Regions from separate parts of the Homo sapiens genome. Here region 1 is linked to region 2. A link is a loop called in an ENCODE intact Hi-C map of the cell type or tissue named here. Cell type or tissue: natural killer cell. All regions are shown on one strand. Links, peaks and the distances in the headings refer to the core of each region. The heading gives the core; the rest is flanking DNA.

Region 1 (12,708 bases), core at 3,870-6,369, 250 kb before region 2:
CGGACTTGCATTGGATGAGATGAGTCAGACCAAAACAGTGGCCACCCGTCTTCCTCCTGTGAGCCTAAGTGCAGCCGTGCTAGCTGCGCACCGTGGCTAAGGATGACGTCTGTGTTCCTGTCCATCACTGATGCTGCTGGCTACTGCATGTGCCACACCTGTCTGTTCGCCATTCCTAACATTCTGTTTCATTCTTCCTCGGGAGATATTTCAAACATTTGGTCTTTTCTTTTAACACTGAGGGTAGGCCCTTAGGAAATTTATTTAGGAAAGTCTGAACACGTTATCACTTGGTTTTCTGGAAAGTAGCTTACCCTAGAAAACAGCTGCAAATGCCAGAAAGATGATCCCTAAAAATGTTGAGGGACTTCTGTTCATTCATCCCGAGAACATTGGCTTCCACATCACAGTATCTACCCTTACATGGTTTAGGATTAAAGCCAGGCAATCTTTTACTATGCATTAAGACCTCTGATTCAAAACTTATTAGAACAGTAGCTTCTGCTGGAATTTGCAATCACTGAAGTCATAGAAAATAGGTAACTATCTAATTAGAGAAATAATTGTTGTATTTTAAGATCTGAGAGTGTGTACAAGTTTTAGTATACATGCCATGCCAGAAGATAGTGTATGCAAGAAGTCTTGGGACCAGAAAATGGCAATGATAGGAGACTGACATAGAAGAAGAATGCTTCCCTAGGAAAAAGGTCGCTGGCTTTGGTGCAAGAGGAAGAAGAATGTTCCACTGGAAGCCTGAGCACCTAATCAGCTCTCAGTGATCAACCCACTCTTGTTATGGGTGGTCTCTGTCACTTTGAATGCCAGGCTGGCTTCTCGTCTAGCAGTATTCAGATACCCCTTCTGCTCAGCCTGCTTGGCGTTAAAATACAAATCATTGAACTGAGGGGGAAAAATGTAACTAGGAAGAAAAACCCAATTTAAGAAATTACATAATGCTTTCCAAAGGCACCTACAACTTAGTTTTAAATTACTTGCTACTGGGGATTACCCATGGATATCCTTAATAGGCAGGAAGTCTGGGAATTCTGGTGGCCTCTAGGGCAGTGTTCTCACAGCACCGTTCCGACAGGGACCAGTGAAAGAAAAGAGACAAAGTTAGAACGTGCTGGGGAGCGGCCATTTCTAAGGCCAGTCTGGTTTAAGTAGTCATTTCTGCTGAAAAAACAGATGATCCTGGTGGAAGAAAAGGTTGAAGGCAGCTGCCCTCGGGAGGGCTGTGATGCTCGGCACATCCTGCCTGGCACATACACGTGTCTGCAGGCCACACCGTGCATGTCCCCAGACCTGCCGCCTGGCTTCTGGAGTGCTTCAAGCAGAGCATGGTGGGTCATTGAGGAGACCCAGGAATCTCATCTGAGAACCCACTCTCTGCCGGAGAACCCCATGGTGACACATTTTCATCTTTCTGACCAGAGGCTGTTTTTTTTTTTTTTTGAGACAGTCTCATTCTGTTGCCCAGGCTGGAGTGCAGTGGCTTGATCTCGGCTCACTGCAACCTCGCCTCCCGGGTTCAAGCAATTCTCTGCCGCAGCCTCCAGAGTAGCTGGGATAACAGGTGCCCACCACCACACCCCACTAATTTTTGTATTTGTATTTTTAGTAGAGATGGGGTTTCACCATGTTGGTCAGGCTGGTCTTGGACTCCTGACCTCATGCTCCACCCGCTTCGGCCTCCCAAAGTTCTGGGATTACAGGTGTGAGCCACCGTGCACGGCCGGCCTGACCTTTGGAAAAGCCTTGTCACTTTGGACGTTTGCGTCTTTGAAGAGGCGATGGGAGCATATCATGACTGCCTGCCACCATTGCTTTTCAGACTACCACAACTCAATCATGCTGTCCAGGACTTCTGGCCCTGTGTTCACCACTGGGAAAACGTACTTCAGACTGGATAGCCTAAAAAGGAGCAATGCCCTTGTAGGATGTGGAGAAGGGAAAATACGGACATTAACATTAAAAGACACCAGTGAAATTGTTAGGTCTCTAGGAAGTTGGAGCACAAGGCTTCACGCTTTAAGACCATCTGTGGTTTTCAGTGAACAAGCGCTGAGCACCAGCAGCAGAAAACAACAACAAAAAAACACCTCGTTTTTACCTTGTCTTCTAGACATGAAAAGGCAGTTGCATTCCACTCTGCATTATGTTCTACATGTTGCTTTATCAGTATATGCTTAGCTGTAAGTGACAAGTATTTTTTCTGAACAGAAGTTTACTTAGAAATACCATGCACTTGGGGGTACCAATTAACCGCCTGAAAATTAGCATATTGATAGTTCTTAGAGAGACCAGATATAATCTAAGAATTTATATGAAAGATTTGTATCATTAGAGCCAGAAATAATTTTATATTAATATATAATACAGATTAACATTATATATAATATGTACCTGTGTCACTTCTGACATGAGCCTGTAAACATATATTCATATATGTACCTGCACATGTACCCACCTGATGTAGGTCTTATTCCTTTAGTATGGACTTAAAGTACTTATTCATATACCTTGTAACTAAAAATTAGAACAGCTCCCTAGAATTGTGAACTTTTAAGAGTCTGACTAGAAATTTGCAACTTATAAAAAAGTTACTTTTAAAAATATAAGTTAGGGCTAGGCACAGTGGCTCATGCCTATAATCTCAGCACTTTTGGGAGGCCAAGACAGGAGGATCACTTCAGGCCAGGAGTTCAAGATCAACCAACCTGGGTAACATGGCCAGACCCCATCTCTATTTATATATATATATATAAAACTTAGAGTTTTTATCTTCCCCTAAAAGAGGCCGTGATATTTGCAGCAGCCTCAAATTGCTCTTAAGGGGTTTAGGTGTGCAGAAGCTTTCCTTTCCCTACCCAGTAACCATGTGACTACTAACGTGGTATATTGATTTATTTTGTTTGCTGTCTGTCTCCCCTGCCCCACTGCTGGAACAGAGGCTCCAAGAAAACAGGGACCTTATTATTCATTACTGCATCCCCAGTAATGAAAGTACTTAGAAAATAATTATTGAATGAATGAAATCTAAACTGTGAACCTGAGGGTGTTTGTGGCAGTGTTTGTTTTACTGAATTGTAGAAGGACATAACCGTGTTTTCAGTGTTTCTATGGAACAAACTTGTACATTTTATTTCACTTGTGTTTTGTCTTAAACCCTACTGCTGGAAACAATTTTATGTAATAAGCAATGGGCCCAAAAGTCTAGGAGTTTTTTTGTACTTAGTGAATTTGTATGCAACAGAGATGCTGCAGCTGATGCCTTTAAAAGGTATTCATCATGGAAGAGCTGAGGCCTGTGCTTGGTGTTCCAGAGCCCAGGGTTGAGCATCCTGAAGGAGCCACTGCAGCCGTCACTGTCCCCAGAGCCTGTGGAGATAGAGCCTGTTTGCTGCTTTTTCTTCCCGCTCTTAAGACATGGCTGGAGCTCAGTCTTCATTGAATGAAGTTTGCTGTGGTATTGCATAGCCTTGCTTTCTTGAACTAAACTGTTTGCCCTTCACAAGTAGTTCTTCTTTCAGGATTAGTTCGTTCCAAGGAGGCTCTTCAGTCTCACAGATAAGTAGATCTCTCCTGCTGTCTGGACACATTTCACTCGGAAATTGAATACAATTTGTATTCAGGCTGGGAACCTGAACACACACTTGTGTTTTTAAGCTTCCCTTTTTTACAGTGGACAAGGACACAAATAATAAATAAATCATCCCTAATGCCCAAGAAATGCCCTGGTACTTAGTAATAACAAAATACCAGTAACTTCCAGTTGTTTCTCACTACCTTTTTTCTTGAGTAGGATGATAATAGAATTACAACTCTTGAGGGCAACATAAATATAGGTGGATATTTGTGGTATGATATTGATGGAAAAATAGCAATCTTTTTCTTTACCTGAGGGGAACAAAGGCAAGAGGAGAATTCGATAGTTCTCATAACAAAGGATTTCTGAGTTTTCCTCCCCTTTCTGTGATCTGTCTCCACTTGGAACTCATGTTCTAGCAAAGGACATTTTGTGGGTGAAGAAGTGATTAATGATTAGGATGAAGAAAATGTTGGCAGTTCCAGCCTGGCCAACATGGTGAAACCCCGTCTCTACTAAAAATACAAAAATTAGCCAAGCATGGTGGCATGTGCCTGTAATCCCAGCTACTGGGGAGGCTGAGGCAGGAGAATCGATTGAACCCGGGAGGCGGAGGTTACAGTGAGCTAAGATCGCACCACTGCACTCCAGGCTGGGCGACAGAGCGAGACTCCATCTCAAAAGAAAAAAAATGTTGGCAGAGAAGATGTTCTGTTGTTTTTTTTTTTTTTTAAGGTCTTGAGAAAAGGGAGGAAGTTGAAAAATTTTATCACTCAATAGCTGGATTAAATTAAACATTACGTCTCACAGTGACTCACCACCCTTGAGCCTCCCTCCCAGATTTTCTGGATACATCAAAGTTAAGAAGAAAAACCTATTTTCCTATCTTTCCAGTAAAAGGACCCTTTTTTCTAAACATAGTCCTTAAATATATAATAGGCTTTTTGTGTACTTGACTCTGTTGTCTATTCCCAAATTTTATAATACTTTTAATATTCTGGAATTGTACTTAGAGAGATTATTCTAAATGTTGTAGTATAAAAGTACATCATCCACTCTGAAATCTCCCTAAAAGAACTCCACTGCATACACGTGGAGAAGTCATCATGCCCCATCTGTGTCTGTACCTGCGGGTGTGTCTAGCATGCTCCCTAGGGAAGGGATTTTATACCATTTGCTTATATTTATTTGGCAAGCTCCATGAAAACAAGGACTGTTTTTTAACTTTGTGGCTGACACTTGGTTGCCTAAGTGTTTAACGGTGATTGAGCGGGGACGTTGACGGTACAAACACTGATTGAATTTACCACTGGAGGGCAACAAGTCACCCTGTTCAGGCTGACAATCGGTTACTATTCAATAATTCCATTCCCAGAAGATACGCCAAGTATGTTTATACAGGTGGTTTCTTAAAGTTCTGTTTGTGATTATCTCGTCTTGAGCAAATGAGGAAAGGATGTGAAGAATCTGGTGTCCCCATGATCTCACCCAGAAATGGTTTGGTAGTTACAAAGCAAGATAGAGCAGTTGAGCAAATACTTAGCCCATCTAGTCCTCTACCACTACCACCTTCGCCTTTTAATGAGCAGGACTTTGTAGTAAGCGAGTTGTTGAAAAGGAGCTCCACATACTTAGTAACAGCCTCGGAGCGGATGGAAAGAAGTAGGCATTGCTGCAGAGCTGAGATGAACCTGCAAGGAGACAGCCTTGGCCCCAGGGAATGATCACTGCACTGCGCCCCCTACTGGCCTGGCTGAGATGACTAGCTGTGATTCCCTCCTTAGTCTCACCTGTTGAAGATGGCGCAGAACAGTTACAGCCATGATCAAAAAAGATAATTAATACTTTAGTGTCTCCTGCCCTATCCGCCCCCAGGGAGAGGCCAGACCATTCAGGGTGCCAGCTGGAGGTTATAAGGGTGGAGTGTGGAGACAGTGTTTCGTGTCACTACTTCCTTTTTTTTTTTTTTTTTTTTTTTTTTTGAGACAGAGTTTTGCTCTTGTCGCCCAGGCTGGAGTGCGGTGGGGCGATCTCGGCTCACTCCAACTTTCACCTCCCAGGTTCAAGCAATTCTCCTGCCTCAGCCTGCTGAATAGCTGGGATTACAGGCGCCTGCCACCACGCCCAACTAATTTTTCTATTTTTAGTAGAGAGCTTCCTGATAGCTGAACATGCAGAGGCTGCTGGGAAGGGCATAGAATCTCTGCAGTCCTTCTCACATACCTTATCCTATGTATCTCTTCATCTGTATCCTTTGTAATAGCCTTCATAATAAACCGGTAAACATAAGTTAGTGTTTCCTCTAGTTCTGTTAGGCAATCTAGCAAATCAGTTGAACACAAGGAGGGGGCCATGGGACCCTCAATTTATAGTCATTCAGTCATAACAGGTAAAACCTGGGGCTTGCAATTGGCATCGGAAATAAGGGGGCAGTCTTGTGGGAATGAGCTCTCAACCTGTGAGATTGAAGCAGCATGGTTGTCTGGGGTAATACGTGTGGTTTGTTGCCCCACGCCAAGGAAATCGAGGATGGGGACACAAAAGGAGTGGGTTCAAGAGCGGAAGTTTAGCAGGCAAAAGAAAGAAGAGACCTTCCCTGTGCAGAGGAAGGAGTCCCGAACAGGTTTCCGGGTTTACAGCGAGATGCGGTTGCTTTTATAGATGAGCTTGAGGAAGCGGTGTCTTATTTACGTAGGGCACAGAGGATTGGTTGGACCAGGTGTTCCATTTACATAGCACAGGAAGAGGCTGGCCATCCCACCCTCATCTGTTATTATGCAAATGGCACCTCTACCTAGCCCAGGCCTTGTTGCCTGCTTTTTTACTGCACACGTGGCAACAAAGAAAAGGGAAAAGGGAACTTCAATATTGAATATACCTGACTTCCAAGTATCCCTTTCCTATTGGCACAGCTGCTGGCATTCGCCTATGCAAGCTTCCAGTTTGCTTATCTATGTTTGCAGCTTGAGTTTTCAGGCTCTTTTTGTTAGAAAAGAAATGATTTGGGGCTTCTTTTTATTAAAAGGCAAACCTTACTGAGGACTCTTTTATCCTCACTAACTGCCTAAATAAATTTTGTTTAGGTGTTGTATCAGGATCTGATGCTATCTCCAGGTAGACAGTGTCAGAATTAAATAGGAGGATACCCAACCAGTGTCTGCTGCAGAATTGATTGCCTTCTTGTTAATGGGGAGAAATCACTACGCATTTGGTCACAGAAGTCTTCTGTGTTTATTGTTGTGGCATGAGAGCAGAGGAAAAACGGTTTGAGATTTTTCCCCTCAAAAACATAGGGGAAATCTTCATGATATTGGACTTGGCAATGATTTATTGGCTATGACACCAAAAGCACAGACAACAAAAACAAAAGTAGACAAATGGGACTACATCAAACTTAAAAACTTCTGCATATAAAAGGAAATAATCAATGGAAAAGACAACCTTTGGAATTGGAAAAATTATTTGCAAAATATTTGCTTTGATAGATTAGCAGATAAAATGTGGTGTTCACATGCCACGGAATATTATTCAGCCTTTAAAAAGAAGGAAATTCTGAGGCCGGGCGTGGTGGCTCACGCCTGTAATCCCAGGACTTTGGGAGGCCGAGGCGGGCAGATCACGAGGTCAGGAGATCGAGACCATCCTGGCTAACACGGTGAAACCCCGTCTCTACTAAAAATACAAAAAATTAGCCGGGCGTGGTGGAGGGTGCCTGTAGTCCCAGCTACTCGGGAGGCTGAGGCAGGAGAATGGCGTGAACCCGGGAGGCGGAGCTTGCAGTGAGCCGAGATCGCACCACTGCACTCCAGCCTGGGCGACAAAGTGAGACTCCGTCTCAAAAAAAAAAAAAAAAAAAAAAAAGGAAATTCTGTCATGTGCTACAACATAGGTGAAGCTTGAGGACATTATGTATGCTATGTGAAATAGGCCAGCAACAAAAATATAAATACCATGTGATTCTACTTACATGAGGTTTCTAAAGCAATCTAATTTCTAGAGACAGAAATTAGACCGATGATTGCTGGCGGCTCAAGGAAGGGGAAAATGGAGAGTTGTTCAGTGGCTATAAAGCTTCAGTTTTTCAAGATGAAAAAGTTCTGAAAATAGGTAATACTACTGAATTGTATGTGTAAAATGGTTAAGATAGTAATTTTTTTTTTTTTAAGAGACAGGGTTTCACTCTGTTGTCCAGACTGGCCTCAAACTTCTATCTCAAGCGATCCTTCCGCCTCAGCATCTGGAGTAGCTGGGACTATAGGTGTGCACCACCACACCCAGCTTTAAAAAGGTCACTATTTTACTTATTTATTTTTAATTAGGGCAGACTTAACAGTAAGTGATTCATCCTTGGTTTCTGATACATTATTTCCTCCTTTTTCTAAAGGAAGTCTGCTCTCTGCCATTATTTTATCTGCCCAGAATACAAGTATAGTAACGTCTTATTACAAGCTATACAAATCCTTTTTCAAAGTGAGTGTGCAGACTGGGCTTGGCGGCTCACGCTTGTAATCCCAGCAATTTGGGAGGCTGAGGTGGGTGAATCACTTGAGGCCAGGAGTTTGAGATCAGCCTGGCCAACATGATGAAACCCCATCTCTACTAAAAGTACAAAAATTAGCGGGGCATGGTGGCACACACCTATAATCCCAGGTACTCGGGAGGCTGAGGCAGGAGAATCACTCGAACCCGGGAGGCAGAGGTTGCAGTGAGCCGGGAGTGCACCACTGCACTCCAGCCTGGGCAACAAAGTGAGACTCTGTCGTGAGTGTGCAGTTCATCACGTAGGCTTGTGTTGATGTCAACATAAGGCAAGTACTTCCTCATTGCTCTACATCAGTGAAGAAATGTGAACACCAAGGTTTAGACTGAGAAGTAGGGCAGGGAGATTGGATGGAGGTAAACTTTAAACATTTCATGTCTTAATTTCTGCTTGTTTACCCCCAAGAGAATTTTATAAATCCATTTATTTCTTCATGTTTTAATTAACATCTAAAATATTTCCTGACACGTTTAAATAGTTGCAAAAGAAATACTTTACAGTAAGTTGTAAATATTCACATTTTAAAATAAACTTGCTTTATCGCTCTTATAAATGCATTCAATGGAATCTCCTATCAAAGCAATTTGATACCCATCATTGTCTACTTTGAAATTACAGAAACTCGGCCAGACATGGCGGCTCACTCCTGTAATCCCAGCACTTTGGGAGGCCGAGGCGAGAGGATTGTTTGAGTCCAAGAGTTCAAAACCATCCTGGACAACATAGTGAGACGACCTTGTCTCTACAAAAAAATGAACAGAATTAGCCAGGTGTGGTGGTGTGTGCCTGCAATTCTAGCTACTTGGGAAGCTGAGGTAGGAGGATCTCTTGAGCCCTGGAGGTCAAGGTATAGTGAGCCAACATTGTGCCACTGCACTCCAGCCTGGGCAACAGAGCAAGACCCTGTCTCAGAAATATTTTTTTAAAAATTTTTTTAAAAAGAAACTCCAGAAACTGTTCTTTATGGGTTCTGAAACTTTACACCATTTCCTTTCCTCCTTGAATTCATATTCTTATTCCCACAAAAGTTCATCTTCATGCAGTAGATTTATTGATCATCTATCGTATATCTTTGCAACAAAAAAGTATATAAATTGATATATTTCTTTTTATATGATCATAGTCTCTGAATGTTAAAAAGAAAAAAATCTGGTTGGGTGCGGTGGCTCATGCTTGTAATCCCAGCACTTTGGGAGGCCGAGGTGGGTGGATCACGAGGTCAGTAGTTCAAGACCAGCCTGGCCAAATGGTGAAACCCCGTCTCTACTAAAAATACAAAAATTAGCTGGGCACGGTGGCAGGAGCCTGTAATCCCAGCTACTCAGGAGGCTGAGGCAGAAGAATCACTTGAACCCTGGTGACAGAGGTTGCAGTGAGCCAAGATCAAGCCACTGCACTCTAGCCTGGGGGACAGAGTGAGACTCCATCTCAAAAAAAAAAAGAAAGAAAGAAAAATAGCTTTTCTGGATTATTATTGCAATTATTAGTATACAGTTGATCAAATATTTCATAACCTTTGATAAATAATTTTTCAGCATAAAAAGTCCAATTTCACTGGAAATGCATCTCTTTTATTTATTTACTTATTTATTTATTTTGAGACAGAGTCTCGCTCTGTCACCCAGGGCTGGAGTGCAGTGGTGCTATCTCAGCTTGCTGCAACCTCTGCCTCCTGGGTTCATGCGATTCTCCTGCCTCAGCCTCTCGAGCAAGTGGGATTACAAGTGCATGCCACCATGCCTGGCTAATTTTTTGGATTTTTAGTAGAGACAGGGTTTCACCATATTGGCCAGGCTGGTCTTGAACTCCTGGCCTCAAGTGATCTGCCTGCCTCAGCCTCCCAAAGTGCTGGGATTACAGGCATGATCCACCACACCCTGCCTGGAAATACATCTCTTAATTAACTGGATGGAGCTTCTTCCCTCTTCCTTCAATGCCTGCAGGTGTCACAGATGAACATGCCTTCTTGCCACATGGAGACAGGACCTAGTGCCTCTGCTGCTCCTGTTTTCCATGTTTTGGGGTGAGGCTTTGTGATGGGCTTGGAAGGAATCCCAAAGTGTCACCTCCACTCGAGTCTTTGGATTCTTTCTGATTTATAGGTCAAAAGCTATTTAGTGAACATTTATCAAAAATTATCTCTATCTAGTTGCTGAGCATGATATGAAAGGAAAATAAAAACTCGGGACTCCAATTCACTCTGCCAAAAGAAAAAAACTAAGCTGAAAGCTGAGTCATGCAAGAAGCTGCCTTTCCTTTTGTTCCTAAGCAGAGAGCTAGAGGTAAAGGTAAGTGTCTTGGGGGGGATATTTAACCTACTCTGTGTTCACCTTATCTTCTGTAAAGTGCTGATTTTCTGAGCATACAAGGAATACATAATTGAAATTGACTATTCCCCTACCTGCTCCTTTTCTCTTGCAACTTGTGGATTCGATAATGTGACCATACCCTCCTTCTTTCCATACCAGCCTGTTTTTTCCCTTATATTGAAGCCCTCAAAATCATCTTTGGAGAAAGGCACAGACCTGTCTCCTGGGCATTGTCCTTAACCTTGGCAAAGTAAACTTCTCAATTGAGACCTGTCTCAGATACTTTTCAGTTTACAATCAACAGCAGCTAACATTGACTGGGCGTGGTGGCTCACTCCTGTAATCTCAACACTTTGGGAGGCCGAGGCAGGTGGATCGTTTGAGCCCAGGAGTTTGAGACCAGACTGGGCAACATGGTAAAAACCCTCTCTACAAAAAATACAAAAAAGTAGCTGGGCGTGGTGGTGCACACCTGAGTCCCAGCTACTCAGGAGGCTGAGGTAGGAGAATCACTTGAGCCCAGGAGGTGCATGTTGCAATGAGCCAAGATCAAGCAACTGCATTCCAGCCTGAGTGACAGATTGAGACCCTGTCTCAAACAAAAAGAAAAAGAAAAGAAAAGAAAAAACCCAGCAGCTAACATTATAAAAACAGAAACTGCCAAACATTATACATCTCCTGATGGACAGATCAGGAGTAGTCTTGAAAAAACCCATTGTTAGGAATGATAAATTCCTCTTCAAAGGGTTTAATTGTGTAAAGTTCTTGCTCTTTGTTCAGAAGCCCAACCTCCTTGTACTCTCATTTCTAGCCTGCAAACAACTCTTCCGCTCTGATTGTGCCCTGACATGCCCAGACATGTTCAGACATGCCTTGTACTCTAACAGACAAACTACTCCTACCCCATCCTTCTCTTAACTGCACGTTTGCCATATTTAGAGAAAGTTTAAGTCTTATCCAGTTGGGTTAGTTTAGATTGTGCGGTCCAACTCCAACCAATGGGGAAAGGACACAGGAACAGAAGCTGCATGCGGGGTAAAAACCCTTCTCTCCTTTGTTCGGTGTGCTCTTGCAAGCAGATGGACACAGGCAGCACTCTTCTGCAGAAGTAAATGTGCCTTGCTGAGAAATTTTCTGTCTAAGTGCTGGTTTTTCTTTGCAGCACTGAGTGCTTGTTTCTAACACCATCCTGACCTGGCCTTAGATCGAATTGCCAACTTATAGAAAATACAGGGGACAAAGAAACAGGTTACATGATACTGTACAGATGCAAATTCCAGACTATGAGCAAGTCTGTATGACAAAAGGGCTGGTTTCATTAACAAATCAATTGCAAGGAAAAAGAGGGAGAGCTTATCTCTTTTCTTTTCTTTTCTTTTCTTTTCTTTTCTTTTCTTTTTTCTTTTCTTTTCTCTTCTTTTCTTTTTTGAGACAGAGTTTCGCTCTGTCGCCCAGGCTGGAGTGCAGTGGCACAATCTCAGCTCACTGCAATCTCTGCCTCCTGGATTCAAGCGATTCTCCTGCCTCAGCCTCCCAAGTAGCTGGGATTACAGGCACCCACCACCATGCCCAGCTAATTTTTGTATTTTAGTAGAGACGGGGTTTCACCATGTTGGCCAGGCTGGTCTTGAACTCCTGACCTCAGGTGATTCTCCCACTTCAGCCTCCCAAAGCGTTTGGATTACAGGCATGAGCCACCACACCCAGCCAAGCTTATCTGTTTTCAATTGTGTGTGTGTGTGTGTGTGCACATGAGAGAGAAAGAGGAAGTTACATTTATGAGACTGATAGTGGCAAGAGGCAGGCAAATGCCTAGGCAGATAACAGCGGGTCCCTGGTGAAACCCCACTGCCAAGCCAAAAACAGTTTAAAGCCTGAAAGTCAAGCTACAGGTCACATCCACGGACTGGATTGAGAACCTGTCTTCCCATTTGGTGCACTTTCCTCTGATTGAGCCCCACCCTTCACCTGTTTTATATATACCTCCTAATTGGTTCTCTACACTGTCATGCCCACCTTTCAGTGGTGTCTTTGCTTTAGCCTTTTTTGCATACTCACAAACCAATCAGCATGCACTCCCCTATTCTGAGCCCATAAAGACCCCAAACTCAGCCACACTGGGAGAGAGAAACCACCTGACTGTGGGGATCAGGGACCACCCCCACGTCCACTCTCCACTGAGAGCTGTTCTGCTCAACAAAATTCTTCTCTGCCCATCCTCCGCCTTCGAATTGTCAGCATATCCTCATTCTTCTCATTCTTCTTGGACA
Region 2 (2,500 bases), core at 1-2,500:
TCAACTTGTGGAATGATCACATTTATATATTTTTACCAATTATGTAGGTAGGTAATAGTTTCTTACTATGATTTTAATTTGCTTTCTCTGACTACTAAAAGAGGTTGAGCATCTTTCCATGTTCACTGGCCATCTGGAATTCCTTTTGTGAATTCCTTTTTCAAGTGTTAATCAATTTTTCTATTGTTTTGTCTTTTTCTTATTTAGAGCTTTACAGGAATTCTTTATATATTCTAGAGAAGTCATTTGTTCATGTGCTGTAAATATTATTTTCAACTTTGTGCCTTCTGTTTTCAATCTCTTTAACAGTATCTTTAAAAAACAGAATCATCAGAATGATATTTTAAAAAGATAACTGACATCCTAACAATTCCCTGCTTAAAATTTATCAATGGCTTTACACTGTACTTGGAACCAAATGCAACTCCTAATATAGTTTAAAAAGTTCCGCATGATCTGACCGTGAAACTATTCCTTAACATGTTTCACTATTTAATTTTTGTTTTGTATTTATGTTGTACACTGATGTAATTTTTCCGCAGTACAAGAATTCTTTTTTTTTTGAGATGGAGTCTCACTCTGTCGCCAGGCTGGAGTGCAGTGGTGTGATCTTGGCTCACTGCACCCTCCCCCTCCTGGGTTCAAGCAATTCTCCTGCCTCAGCCTCCCAAGTAGCTGGGATTACAGGTGCACACCACCAGGCCTGGCTAATTTTTGTATTTTTTTAGTAGAGACGGGGTTTCACCATGTTGGCCAGGCTGGTCTCGAACTCCTGACCTCAGGTGATCTGCCTACCTTGGCCTCCCAAAGTGCCGGGATTACAGGTGTAAGCCACCACGCCTGGCCAAGAAATTCTTTCTCATTTTACCTAAGATCAACTTTATAACACTTTCACAGTCTTTACCAGCTCTTTGAAATGCTTCCTCTAGTAGCAATGATTCATGTGGACTAGCCAGAGTAGTCAGCACTGCATTTAGCAACAAACTAGTGCCATCTAGTGGGCGAAGTGGAGCATTCAAACATGCATGTTGAAATGCTCAGACAAGAGCTGAGAATTAAAACAGTAAAAACATATTAAGCACCAGGTGATAGCACACACAGTACTTTATTCCTTAGGTAACTCTTTAAGATAGCTATTCTCCCAATTTTACGGATGATGAAATAGGGTTCAGGGTAATTGATTAATTTGTCTAATGCCACATAGCTCATAAGGTGAATATATGACTTTAAAGCACATCTATTTCAACAGTGCACGCTCAATCAACGTATAATTTACTTATTGGGAACATCTTCTATCAAAAGGATTGGGACTACCATATTTTTATTAAAAACTCAATCATGTTGTCCTTAAAGAAATGCTAACTGCGGCCAGGCAAGGTGGCTCACACCTGTAATCCCAGCACTTTGGGAGGCCAAGGTAGGCAGATCACCTGAGGTCAGGAGTTTGAGACTAGCCTGGCCAACATGGTGAAACCCCGTCTCTACTAAAAATACAAAAATTAGCCAGGCATGGTGGCAGGCACCTGTAATTCCAGCTACTTGGGAGGCTGAGGCAGGAGAATCGCTTGAACCCAGGAGATGGAGGTTGCGGTGAGCTGAGATCGCGCCATTGCACTCCAGACTAGGTGACAGGGCAAGACTTTGTCTCAAAAAAAAAATTGCATGGTTAGATGTGGGTTAATGTCAACACACTTGCTTTTGTGTTGGGGGTCCACAGGTGTTTATTATGTTATAAAAACTAAACAAATAAGGCCAGGTGCAGTGGCTCACACCTGTAATCCCAGCACTATGGGAGGCCGAGACAGGCAGAGCACCTGAGGTCAGGAGTTCAAGACCAGCCTGACCAACATGGAGAAACCCCATCTCTACTAAAAATACAAAAAATTAGTCAGGCGTGGTGGCGCATGCCTGTAATCCCAGCTACTTGGGAGGCTGAGGCAGGAGAATCACTTGAACCCAGGAGGCAGAGGTTGCAGTGAGCTGAGATCACACCATTCATTGCACTCCAGCCTGGGCAACAAGAGTGCAACTCCATCTCAAAAAACAATTAAACAAATAAATGCGAGCCATATTTCAGCATCTAAGAATTATAATTTGATCTCTTTCTAGTTTAGCTCCAAAGGAATAAAAACAACAATGCTGAAAATTTTGAATGAAAAATAAAATTAGTTTTAGGCTTGACAGAATTGCTTAAGAACTGAAAAGTACAAAAGAGTTGGAAGAATTACTCTACTCTTTAACTCTATTATCAAGTTTGAGAAATAGGACTAACACCACATTTTGGGGGAATGTTTGAAACATAGCTCTTTGGTTTGGTAAAGAACAGACTTATTTGAGTTGAAAGTGACTGAGCACTGAGCACTCATTAAACAATCATGAAGGCTGGCATAGTGGCTCATACCTGTAATGCCAGCACTTTGGGAGGCCAAGGCGGGAAGATCACTTGAGCTCAGGAGTTAGAGACCAGCCTGGGCAACATGGCAAGACAGTTTCTACAAAA

The links. Peaks named below come from ENCODE experiments on the same cell type or tissue, not always from the same donor. Only the 100,000 strongest peaks of a DNase experiment are listed, where the experiment ranks them.
Region 1: it touches region 2 in a loop (3-fold over the local background); 5 of 110 quality-filtered maps call a loop at or near these places.

Annotation. Positions count from the first base shown.
Region 1 is chr21:33,356,091-33,368,798 of GRCh38, forward strand. It overlaps IFNAR1 (interferon alpha and beta receptor subunit 1), which reads left to right. Exons shown (of 11, transcript NM_000629.3): 11 at 1-3,774. Among named protein-coding and RNA genes, the nearest start is that of IFNAR1, 37 kb to the left of the region's middle. RefSeq lists a silencer at 5,133-5,427 and enhancers at 10,313-11,512, 10,463-11,164, 11,165-11,866. In natural killer cell, for the core only: CTCF peaks have their summits at 5,342 (motif pointing left) and 5,541; DNase peaks (open chromatin) are centred at 4,951, 5,331, 5,801 and 6,271; H3K4me3 peaks cover 911 bases; H3K27ac peaks cover 810 bases.
Region 2 is chr21:33,604,978-33,607,477 of GRCh38, forward strand. All of the region lies in intron 6 of CRYZL1 (crystallin zeta like 1), which reads right to left. Among named protein-coding and RNA genes, the nearest start is that of DONSON, 18 kb to the left of the region's middle. RefSeq lists an enhancer at 862-951. In natural killer cell, for the core only: CTCF peaks have their summits at 991 (motif pointing left) and 1,190; a DNase peak (open chromatin) is centred at 984.